Linked DNA regions of Homo sapiens: regions 2 and 3 are each linked to region 1. A link is a contact called in ENCODE Hi-C or POLR2A ChIA-PET data. All regions are on one chromosome and are shown on one strand. The core of a region is the stretch at or near the end of the contact, and the rest is flanking DNA. Distances in the headings are between cores, read along the strand shown. Region 1 overlaps STPG4 (sperm-tail PG-rich repeat containing 4). Region 2 overlaps TTC7A (tetratricopeptide repeat domain 7A). Region 3 holds the start of STPG4 (sperm-tail PG-rich repeat containing 4).

Region 1 (3,971 bases), core at 369-2,868:
ATACCTATTGATAGCTAGCCCTGAGAAGTAAATAACTTAATAAAAAAAAGATAACAGTAGCCAAAAACAATAGCCAAGAACACTAAAATCACAGGATGTTTGCTACCCCTATGACCTCTTAACATATGACTGAAACCCGGACCCCCACCAAATGAATGTGCCAGGTCCATAGATGTCAAATAAGGGGGAACTGGGACTAAACTCTAACCACATTCTTTTTTTTTTTTGAGACGGAGTCTTGCTCTTTCGCCCAGGCTGGAGTGCAGTGGCGTGATCTCAGCTCACTGCAAGCTCCACCTCCCAGGTTCACGCCATTCTCCTGCTTCAGCCTCCTGAATAGCTGGGACCACATTCTTATCCTAAATTTCTTTCAGGTGGGACCTGGAAAAAGTCACACCCACAAGCCAGAGCTAACATTCTTTTCTGCTGGTCCCCAGTTTGTTTGTTTTTTGTTTTTGTTTTTGAGACAGAGTCTCACTCTGTCGCCCACGTTGGAGTGCAGCGGCACAATCTCGGCTCACTGCAACCTCCACCTCCCGGGTTCAAGTGATTCTCCTGCCTCAGCCTCCCTAGTAGCTGGGATTACAGGTGTGGGCCACCACGCCCAGCTAATTTTTGTATTTTTAGTAGAGAAGGGGTTTCAACATATTGCCCAAGCTGATCTTGACCTCCTGACCTTAAGTGATCCACCCACGTTAGCCTCCCAAAGGGCTGGGATTACAGGCATGAGCCACCGCCCCTGGCCTGGCCCCCAATTTTTAAACCAAGCCTCTTTTTTATCCAACTGCAAATCAGAAAATCTTTAAATGTACCTATGACCTGTAAGCCCTTGGTTCATGCAATGTCACCCTTTTAGGCTAAATAAAACCAATGTATAACCTCCATATATAATTTACAATTTTGCCTGTAATGTCTGCTTTCCCCACATTTAGCCCTACCCTTAAAAATTCTTACCTGCAAGCCACTGCGGAGGTCAGGACTTAAACATTAGCTGTCTGGCCCTCCTTGCTTGGTGCCCTGCAAATAAATGCCTTCCCGTTTTCTACTACAAACCTCACTTTAGGTATCTGGTCTTACTGCACTGGGTGAGCAGCCCCTAGTCTGTTCTACAATAGTTACGTCTTTTTTTATTTGATGGGAAAAGAATGGAGATAAATGCATGTGTTCAGTTGGCTTTGGAAGCAAGCAGTTAGGACACCAAGTTTTTTCTCCACTGCATGATATTGTATTTCCTTTGAAATGCATGCTTTTAAATGAAGGCTGTGAGTTAATAATGATTTGTTTACTATTAGTACAGAACAACTGAAAAATAATTCAGGCAGGACAATCTACTTGGTATGTGAAATAGCAGAAGGTAGTTGATTGTGACCATTTCTGCCATTGTTCTATTGCTTTTATGGAGGAGATTTTGGGAGATGCTTACTCTGCCACTTTTACTGATATCACCTCATCCATTCCATTTTATAAATAAAAGTGATTCACTGATTTGGAACATCCTGTCCTTTGAAAAAGTAAAAAGAATACTTTTATGGAAAATGTTCCAAGGCAAAGTAACAGCCCAGGGCTGTGATTCATGTCTGTCTTAAACATGCATTCCCAGAGCAGACTTATGGATTTGGTTTAGATCCACAAACTTGTGAACTGCAGAGAGGAAACTCTTTTGATCCCAGCAGTGGGAGATGGTGGCGTGCAGTGTGGGTGTGGTAAAGAAGCAATGTTTGCTGAGAGAACAATGTCTCAAACCTTCGTGTGATAAATGCTGTAATCCTTAGGACATTATAATGTGCCATTCAGCTTTTATACGAAAACTCATTTGGTTGATTTTATCATTCAGTTTAATTGTTCTAAAAATTAGCTTCATAGTTATGGAAGTGTGAAGGATTGTTAAAACTGGAAGAAACTTTATAAATCAACTACAGCATGTAGTAGGGTTAACTTTGATAATGATCTTGACTACCACCCGTTTAGTGTCTTCTGGTGCCAGGTGCAATGTTCAGTGACTGACATAGACTGTCTCATGTAATCCTCATAACTTGGGGAGATAGTATTAATTTATCATCTCTATTTGACAGGTCAGGAAGTGGCCATTAATTGCTCAAGGTCACACAACTATTAAGAGATAGAGTCAGGGCTTAGTTTTTTGGTGACCTCAAAAGCTGGGCTTTGAGCTGTCTTACCACTTAGTGCAGCGGTCCCCAACCTTTTTGGCACCAGGGACTGGTTTCACAGAAGACAGTTTTTCCATGGACCAGGGTTGGAGTGGGGAATGGTTTCGGGATGATTCAAGTGCATTACATTATTGTGCACCTTATTTCTATTATCATTACATTGTAATATATAATGAAATAATTATACAACTCACCATAATGTAGAATCAGAGGGAGCCCTGAGCTTGTTTTCCTGCAACTAGACAGTCCCATCTGGGGGTGATGGGAGACAGTGACAGATCATCAGGCATTAGATTCTCATAAGGAGTGCACAACCTAGATCCCTTGCATGTGCGGTTCACAATAGGGTTCCTGCTCCTATGAGAATCTAATGCTGCCGCTGATCTGATAGGAGCTGGAGCTCAGGCAGCAATGCGAGTGATGGGGAGTGGCTATAAATACAGATGAAACTTCACTCCCTTGCTCGCCCACCCCTCACCTCCTCCTATGAAGCCTGGGGGTTGGGGACCCTGACGTAAGCAACTCGCTTAAAACCTAAAGCCAAGTAGTCAATATTGTGCTGTCAGACCAGGTGCAGTGGCTTAACCATATAATCCCAACATGCTGGGAGGCCAAGGTGGGAGGACCCCTTGAGACCAAGAGTTCAAGACCAGCCTGGGCAACAGAGCAAGACCTCATCTCTATTAAAAAAAAAATATATATATATATATGTTGTACTATCTCTAAAGTGACAACTTCCCCCTGATAACTGAGGCTTGATCATGAGGCCAGGTTTCCCCACTTGACCCCTTTGCAGTAGAATGAGTTCATATGCAAGTTCTTTCATCTGTTCCAGAAATCATTTTGGATGCTTATGTGTGTGACACCCTATGCCAAGTAGGCATTGTTGATACAAAGGCAAGTGAGACATTTTATCAATGCTCTCTTTGTGCTTCAACAGGGCAGGGATAGTCTAAGGTCAGTTATCCAACCAATGTGTATACACGCAAGCACACACAAACTTATACATATTAAATGAGAGTCTGTGATTCACAAGGTGTGTGTCTGGCTAATGTGGGAACTTGAAACATGGCGCCCCAAATTAGACACTGATGACTCAATTTAACATTATCTGTTGGGCCGGGCATGGTGGCTCATGCCTGTTATCCCAGCACTTTAGGAGGCCGAGGCAGGCAGATCACCTGAGGTCAGGAGTTCAAGACCAGCCTGACCAACATGGAGAAACCCCATCTCTACTAAAATTACAAAATTAGCCAGGTGTGGTGGTGCATGCCTCTAATCCCAGCTACTCGGGAGGGTGAGGCAGGAGAATCACTTGAACCCAGAAGGAGGAGGTTGCAGTGAGCTGAGATAGTGCCATTGCACTCTGGCCTGGGCAACAAGAGCGAAAGTCCTTCTCAAAAAAACAAAAACAAAAAACCACATGCATCTTCTTTGTTCCAACAGCCACCTCCAAAACTTAGCAATACATTTGCTTGATAAGCTTCCCAGCAAGTGCCCGACCCTAGGTAGAGGAAGGAGAAGAGGGCATGGGTGAAGAGAAAGCTTGGTTAAGGCAAGGGGCACCCATACCCATTTCTCGGAGCCTACATCCTAAGCAAAAATCAAATAAACCAAAGCGCTAGGTGTCCTCTCAGCTTTTGGGTCCAAGAGCCTTTCCATAAGGTATTCATTAGTTGAGGGGCCCAGGAAGGGAAATTTGTATTTATATCTTTCTCACTCACTGCAGCAATGCCTGAAACTCCACAGGTAGGATATGAGAGCCCAAGAGTTGACATATACCACCCTTGATTTAACTGTTGA
Region 2 (3,971 bases), core at 662-3,161, 42 kb after region 1:
GCCCCTATGTGGGGGTGTCAGCATCTCTGAGGCTGTGGGCCAGCCCATGGGGGACATACTGGTTCTGGAACCCAGCCACGATGCCATCAGCGAGTGGTTAGGATCGTGGGGCCCCACGACCCAACGCAGTTCCCATGGCTGCCCATGCTTTCGGGCATCTTCTGAACACCCTATTTGGGGCAATGTCCAGCCTCTTGTGTGACCGCTGCTTAAGGGTCCTCTACTCCCACTGCAGAGGAGCTGGGGTAGTAGGCATCGCAGAGCACTGTCATTCCTCTGCAGCCAGTGGGGCGAAGCTGGTGGTGGGGCGGGGCTGGCAAGTGGGGGTTCCGGGCACCCAAGAGGCCCCTGGACCCATGTATCTTCCTCTCCTGGGCACTCCCGTAGAGGACTCCTGGTGATGCGAATTTCCATGGATCCCAGAGGGGTCCTTCTGCTCCGGCGATTTGGGGAGGCTCCTGCCTCTGCCCAGAATGGGTGAGGCGGCACTACACAGTGTCTTCCAAGGGCAAGGCCCTGTGCTCCCAGGCCCTGCCCTGTACCAAGTCACTGAGAGTGGAGGCCCCGTGATCTCTTCACCTTTCTTGGGGACAAAACCCACCTCCCAAGGTTGTCGATTGGAGAGGTTCCCAATCAAAGGAGTGATTAGAAGAGAGTTCACTGGTAAGTGAAGCATCGTATTAGCAGTACAGTGCAGGAGGCATGTTACTATTCCCATTGTCATCTTCATTCCAAGACCAGAAGCAGGACAGGAGCCCCTCCATGGATGGACCCTAAGGTGATGATGATGCGAAGGAGAAAGGAGGGTGTTTAAGGGGCTGTGTTCTGTTGTCTGCCCTCTCTAGAGGGACCTGCATTGTACCCATTGCCCAGAAAGGACATGGCATGGCGTGATGGGCTGACACAGGCAGGGGACCAGAAGGGCCCAGGGCATTGCCCACTTAGCACTCCAGCTGCAAAAGCAGCCGTATGTGTCCTGAGGCCCATGGCTCCTGGTCATAGCTGATTGGATCAAGAGAAGGCACCTATCCAAGGAAAATCAGTCTGCGGGCTGCCTAGTGACCCATGGAAATATGAGTGGGACCAATCAGATCCTCTCGTTCAAGATTTAGCCATTAGGAGGGGAGTGGCCAAAGTGCTGTAGGTGGTAGGTCAGTCAGGAGTGGGGCTGGAGGGCCAGGGCAGTGTTGAATATGGTTCTAGGGGAGCAGCACCTCTCCGTGAAGTCAGTAGCGGGAAGAGGAGGGTGGAGCCAGCAAAGGCAGAGAAGATAATTGCTCACGTGTATTGAGTGATAATTGCTGATGTGTATTGAGCAATTACTATGGGCCAGGCACTGTTCTAGGATCACTTAATCATAATCCACAGAGCAGGCACTATACCACCATTCTTATTGTACAGATGAAGAAACGGCTGAAGAGAGATTAAGAAACTTGCTCAAGGCCACACAGCTCGTAGTGGTAGAGCTGCACCTTCAAGCTCAGACTGGTGACTGCAGTGTCACCCTGCTGTCTCCTTCACGGTGTGTGGCTGCTTTGGCCCCAGGCCTGGGCACTCCATTTCCTGCCCTAGGGCTCCAGTGAGCTCCCTCTTATCTTTTGAGTTACCTTCAGGGTGTCTCTGTTCTTTGCAACTGAAAGAGCTTGATGAAAATTCTAAGAAGTTTCTGGCAGGGGACGGGTGGTGGGGGGATCCTTTCGAGTCAGGAACTCCCTGACCTCTCAGGATCCTTTGGATCAGTACCTCATGGGTCAGTTTCACAGGCCACTTAGGCATGAGGCTCCCTGCCCGTGGGTCATCATCAAAGTCTAGGCGGATGGGGAGGTTTGGTTAGTCAGAGGCTTCCCAAGCCCAAGAAATATTTGCACAGTGACGACATCTGAGTGCTGGGTGGGGGATAGGAGTGCAACAATGAGCACTTTGGTACCAGAAAGGAGTCTGGGTGGTGGCGGCTGAAATGCCATTCATATTTGTGCCTGCAGGAAACACTATTCATATGTAAGTGCACAAGTGGGAGCTGTGTCCTGGAAAGTGGCACGTGGGTGGAAGTCTGAGGGGGTGAGAGGCAGTCTGAGGTCTGTCCCCAGACTCTAACCCTGGTCCCAGCATGGTGTGTTTAGACACAGGAGCCAGGTGCCTCACTCTCCAGTGAGGGTTTCTTTGTGAGCACAGGGCCTGCAGATGGGCAAATGGGGTAAGGCAGTGCCTGGGGCCCTGAGCAGGTCTCCACCGCTGCGTGACTCTCCAACATTCGACCAACTTAAGGTCAGCTTGGGAAACCCTGTTCCCGTCAGAAGAGGAAGGCAGAGCCTTCCCTCCTTCCACATTCCCTCCATTCCCCTCCCGGCAGGATGAGTTTCTAAGCCTCTCCCCCAGGCTGGCAGACACCCCCTGCCACCTAAGGTGGCCTGTACTTCTCGCCCAAGGAGGCCATCAGCTGGGGGTTAGGGTACATGACAAGAAGTTTGATACCAAGTGTTCAATCACTCAAGCTTGTAAATGTGTTACCTTAAAATAAGGCCACAGCAAGAGAAGCTGGGCACCCAAAGGCTGCAAGCAAAGCCCTTCCTTATGGGGACAGCAATGTCTGGCTGAGCGTGGCGCGGAGGGTGGGCACTGGGGGAGGCCAGGCCGCCGGGAGGCGCGGCAAGAGGGAAGAGTCCAGACGGCCAAGAACAGCCCTGGGTTTGAGGGGAAGCCTCAGGGCAGCTGTCTTCAAAATGAGGTGGCTGCAGCCTTGGGGGTGCTATGGTGACCCCCTGGGGTACAGGAAGAAACAGAGCTTCTGTGTAAATGAGCAGCGTTCTTTAGAGTTGTTTTAATGCAGGTTATAATATCCACAGTACGTTGGTATGTGGCATAACTTATTAGGGGTGTACTGGTATGGACTTCTCAGCAGAGGTGGCCAATCTGAACAAGGCCCAGGTCCCTCCCATGCCTCCTCTCCTAGGCTTCTTCCCTGCAGCTGAAGGTGGCCCATCAGCAATGCCCGAGGGGATCTCTGTTCAGACGTGAGTCCTGCCTTGGCCTCTCCCAGCAATGCCCAGAGGCAGCAGGGGCTTCAGGGGTCGCCCTGGACAGGTCAGAGGCCAGGATCAGCCCTGCCTGGACCCCTCTTGCCTCCTCCTACCCTCTCCAGGCTTTAGCCCAGCCTTAGCAACACTCTCACCAGCTCAAATCCACATTTTCCCAGAGGGTCCTCCCTCCCATCCTTCCTTTCCCACATCCCTCCCCAGGTGGGCCCAGGTCTTGGCTTCGATGCCTTCTCTGGCCTCCCTCATCCTGCAACAGCCCCTCCTGTCCAGGGCCTGGCTCAAGGCTGGTGTGGGAGCTACATGCCCAGTGAATATACATGCTGCTTCAGACAAGCCTGCTTCCCCTCCAAGGGTTTCTTTATTCAACCTGCAAAGTCACTGTCAGCAACTTGGCCTGGCCCTCTGCTGCTTCCAACAAGGAAATGCTTAAAAGTCAGGAAATGCATTGGGTGCCTTTCCTAGTACCAAAAATTGACTATAACCACTTTGGGCACCCTGAGATAAACCAACAGCATTTGCTTTTTCTTTACTTTTCTAACAGAATTCCAGAAAAAAAATAGATCTCTATTTTATATATATAGATAAAAAACTATATTTATATACACACATACATAGAGATCCTTCAACCAAGAAGAGGCAAAGGATCCAGGGTCCTCTGTGGTGCCCCTTGGCCTGGCACAGGAAAGCCAGGAGGCACCAGCTGTCTTGGGAATCATCTCGGGAAATGCAGTGCTGAGCTAGTGTGCCATGGATGGGGGGTCTCCAACAGCCCACTCCTTCCGAGGAAGGTGGAGCTATGATGAACCAGGGCAGCCCTCACCCGAGCTTTCCACACATCCTGAAATGCAAGCTGTACCTGATGGAGCTTTGAAACTAAAACCCAAAGTGCAGATACAAAAGGATCCCCTGATAGGCCTGGGGGACTGACTCCTTGGA
Region 3 (3,971 bases), core at 995-3,494, 36 kb before region 1:
TTTTACAGGCTCAGCCAAAATAAGAAAATGAAATGAGGCACAGGGAATGGACTTGATTAATCTCTTAACATTTGTGAGAACTTTGGTATTGCCTCTTCACTTTCTAATTTCAGTTGTTCATTTTAAACCTAGTGCCTGTTTTTTTTTTCAAGGCTATGTTAAATGAATTTAGAATCCCAGTATTTTAAGAAACTAGATGAAGTCCTCTAGTCTCTTGCTCCTCAAAAAGTCACCTACAGAATCACCCAGGAGCTTGTTGGAAATGCAGAATCTTAGGTCCTGCCCCAGAATTGGAATCAATCTGTTTTTTTAACAAGATCATCAGATATTTTGTATGCATATCAATTTTTGAAAAGCACTGCTGTAATCTAGTCTTGGATTTACTTAGAGGGGAAAACTAGTCAGTGGTTTATTCAACAAATATTTTAGTCCTTGTGTTCAAAGGGGTCAATTAAAAACCGTGTTTTGGGTGTTTAAAATTAGAGGAGAAACGATTTGTCATAAAATGAATCTTCCAACAATGATAGGCACAGGGTCCTTTGGGACTTAGTGGATTAGGCTTAGAGGTCTACTCAGAGGAGCTGACCCTTGAGATTTTCCAGGTGGTCAAAGAAAAGAATAGCATTTCATGCAGAAGAGCTAGCATATGTGGAGACAAATAGAAATGTGAAGATGGCATGTTTGGGGTTTTTGCAAGCATGATACAGCAGAGCATGCCATCCTAATAAGAGAAGTGGCCGGGTGTGGTGGCTCAACCTGTAATCCCAACACTTTGGGGGACCGAGGTGGGTGGATCATGAGGTCAGGAGTTCGAGACCAGCCTGACAAATATGGTGAAACCCCGTCTCTACTAAAAATACAAAAATTAGCTGGCATGGTGGCGGGCGGCCGAGGTTGTAGTGAGATCGCGCCACTGCACTCCAGCCTGGGCAACAGAGTGAGACTTCGTTTCAAAAAAAAAGAGAGAAGCGAGAGACTGGATTGTAAATGTTGCTTTTGTCCTAAAGGTAATGACAGCTCACATTTACTGACTGCACTGTGCCAGACATGGTTGTGAACAGTTCGAGTTAATCTTTTTTATAACCTATGTGGATAGGTACCAATTTTATTATCCCCTTCTCTATAGACAAGGAAATAAGCACAGAATAAGTCATTATATGCAACCAGCGTCCAAGTCCTGGTAGTCAAGGGAGGAGAGTGATTCAAGAATGAGGGAATAATCAATGCAGCAATGAAAATTGAAGGCCAAGTTTCATAAGAGCTGAAAATCCCCACTGGATTTGGCACTTGGATCCCTGGTGAGTTCAGGTGCAATTTTAATTAAAAGCTGTGTGCAGGCCAGATTAAGATGTTTTAAGGAAAGTATGGGAAGTGAGAAAAGAGTCCATATTACTCTTGAAAGTTTGTAAAGGGAAGCAGAAACTTCATGGTATAGGGCAGTGGAGCTCTAGAGTCAGGTCTGGATTTTAATTCTGGTTCTGCCATTTGTGTGTGATGCTGAGTGAACTGTGCTAAACGTCCAAGGAAACCTTTGTTTCCTCATCCAGAAAATGAAACTAATACCTACTTTGTAGGGTTGGTATGAAGATTAAATGAGACTAATGTGTGTGAAGTCCCTGGAATACAGTAGGTACTGTATAAAATGAAATTAAGGTTGTGGAGGGTTTGTTTTTAAAGGTGAGAATGTTCCTAGGTTAAGAAGAAGCTACAGCCTAGAGAGGCTGACAATAAAAAGGGTCTATACTGAGAAGAATGGGGTGGTCTGTGGTTTCACAGCTAGTGAAACCGGCTGTGTCTGGTGCTCACTCCACTCTGCAAGTCAGAAGCAAGAGAAGTCAGCCCCAGAGTTTCTATTTGGAGGAGCTTAGAAACAATCTTAGAAAGTGGGTGCTAAGGCAGATTTCTCTTAAGTATGCCTACCAAGCACACTGCCTCCCTGTCTGGGGTGTGCGATTGGTGGTGGATTGGAAGGGAACTAATGGAGATTGTGGGTACGCTCAAGCCCTTAACAAGCCTCCCTTTTCGCAGATCCTTACCCGAGGGCTCTCTAGCAACTCCAGAGCCCTCTAGATTTTCTTCTCACAAGCTTTCATAACCGTCTCTTTTCGAGGGTTTTCCTCTGCGCAGTTCTTCGCGCGGGACCTCAAAGTGCGTGCCCGCTTCCCTTCCCTGCAGCACTAAAGACAAACCTGGCGGGTCCCCCGGAGCGGTCCCAGGCGCGCGCGCTCGGGAGCCCACGGGCCACACCCGCCTCCTAGCAACCGGAGCTCAGGTTCAGCCTAGAGAGAGAGGAGGCCACCATGGACCAGCCAGCCGTCGCCACCGCTTCCACCTCAATAAGGGAAGACCTGGTGGGTGGAGAATCATTCATCACAGCTTCGGTAAGATGGCCTGCCCCTTGCCGGCCTGGCTCCTGCTCCCCTCACCAGGCCCACTACCCTTTTCCCACCGCTCTCTAATCCCAGGCCTTCGTGCCGCTCTCGTTCCCTCTTCCTACCCTTCTCTCCCTGCCCTCACGCACGTCTCCACCTGCGGACCTTCCTTCCTGGTCTTTATTGGACATTTCCTTTGTTTTATTTCTTTTCCCCTTGCTTCTTCCCTTTTCCTTCTCCTTCGCCCTTTGTTTTCTGTATTTTTCCCTTCTTCCCACTACTAATTAAACTGGACAACTGCTTTAATATGGTGATTGGATTTCTTTCCCTTTCCGCTCCATCTGCCGGAAGACTGGGTTTTTCCTTCTGTAGTTTTACTAGACACGTTTTGCTCCGCCTCCTACTTTAATATTTATAAAAATATTTGAAGCTACTTTTGCTACGTTTTTCTTTTAGAGTCTCGCTCTGTCACCCAGGCAGGAGTGCAGCGGTGTGATCTCGGCTCACTGCAACCTCCGCCTCCCGGGTTCAAGGGATTCTCCTGCCTCAGCCTCCCGCGTAGCTGGGATTACAGGCATGCACCGCCATGGCTGGCCTTTGTTACATTTTAAAATAAATGTGGGTGAGGGTTGTTTAACCTAATCTTTTATCTTTCCCCTTAGAGTGAATTTAAAGTGGTAGATAGATGGAATTTAGATCACCTGTCTTGGGCAAAACAAAACAGCAGCTGCCAATTGTCTTCCATTAGATTGATCGCGTTTACTTCTCTCTCCTTCCCATCTCATTTTCCTTATTCTGGGGTAGGGGTGGGAGGCCTGTCTTGACCTGCCTGAGAAAGTTGTATTTCTGTGACTATAAAAGTGCAACAGAGAAGATTCAACATAAATCTCGCGAAGAAGTATCAAAGAAGAAGCTCAGCTTTAGCAGTGTCATGAGAAAATGTTTTTTAAAGAAATTAACATATTTCATAATAAAATAAAGCCCAGTGGTACTCATAAGTACAGTAGATTTAAGTTACTAGACAGGAAGAATGAATTATATCAGTTTTACTGATTATTACTTTTAATGCAGTCCTGCTTGATGACCTATATTTTATAGTAATAAAGGCATTATAAATGAAAGGAGAACTCAACATTTTAATGATTTTATCTAGGACAAACAGCAATATACTAAACGGTTGTGTTCTGTGGACAATGGGCTGAAATAAATATGAAATAATAATGGATGAATGGGTATAGAGTACTAAATATGAAGACAAAAGCTTCCTTGGAAACTGAGGAATACCAAAATAATCAGCTTCTTAACTTGGCAAATGGGATGTTAAAAATTAAAGCTACCATTTATTAAGCACTGATTGTATATGCAAGTCTTTATAAGTACAATGCCTTAGTCTTTTTTTTCCCCCTGAGGTGGCTTCTTGCTTTGTCGCCCAGGCTGGAGTTGCAGTGATGTGATCTCGGCCCACTGCAACCTCTGCCTACGGAGTTCAAGTGATTCTCGTGCCTCAGCCTCATGAGTAGGGATTACAGCCTTCTGAGGAGGGATTACAGGCATGTGCCACCATGCCCAGCTAATGTTTTTGTATTTTTAGTACAGATA

The links. A loop is a pair of places that touch in the nucleus more often than their neighbours do. ChIA-PET counts read pairs that join two places held with the same protein, here RNA polymerase II (POLR2A). Pooled maps may share reads with other maps.
Region 2: a map of PC-3 shows a loop between it and region 1 (4-fold over the local background). The contact joins two enhancer-like sites. A Hi-C loop is called at or near these places in 3 of 168 maps with a recorded cell type or tissue (Caco-2, HepG2 and PC-3) and 2 of 50 pooled maps. POLR2A ChIA-PET finds 5 or more read pairs at or near these places in 3 of 52 experiments (HepG2, Panc1 and activated CD4-positive, alpha-beta T cell).
Region 3: a map of IMR-90 shows a loop between it and region 1 (2.2-fold over the local background). The contact joins the promoter of STPG4 here to the enhancer-like site in region 1. A Hi-C loop is called at or near these places in 3 of 168 maps with a recorded cell type or tissue (HepG2, IMR-90 and posterior cingulate gyrus). POLR2A ChIA-PET finds 5 or more read pairs at or near these places in 10 of 52 experiments (B cell, CD8-positive, alpha-beta memory T cell, GM12878 and 7 more).

Annotation. Positions count from the first base shown.
Region 1 is chr2:47,116,823-47,120,793 of GRCh38, reverse strand. The region is part of intron 5 of STPG4 (sperm-tail PG-rich repeat containing 4); the gene reads left to right. Among named protein-coding and RNA genes, the nearest start is that of STPG4, 36 kb to the left of the region's middle. Within about 2 kb of position 1,618, at least 3 of the 41 ENCODE cell types and tissues checked have a DNase peak (open chromatin) inside an H3K27ac peak, as active enhancers do; they include IMR-90 and PC-3, where a contact is called at or near this core.
Region 2 is chr2:47,074,956-47,078,926 of GRCh38, reverse strand. TTC7A (tetratricopeptide repeat domain 7A) reads right to left here. Exons shown (of 20, transcript NM_020458.4): 20 at 2,804-3,971. Among named protein-coding and RNA genes, the nearest start is that of STPG4, 78 kb to the left of the region's middle. Within about 2 kb of position 1,911, at least 20 of the 41 ENCODE cell types and tissues checked have a DNase peak (open chromatin) inside an H3K27ac peak, as active enhancers do; they include PC-3, where a contact is called at or near this core.
Region 3 is chr2:47,153,581-47,157,551 of GRCh38, reverse strand. STPG4 (sperm-tail PG-rich repeat containing 4) reads left to right here and starts at 2,244. Exons shown (of 7, transcript NM_001163561.2): 1 at 2,244-2,381. The coding sequence starts at 2,301. RefSeq lists an enhancer at 1,567-1,726.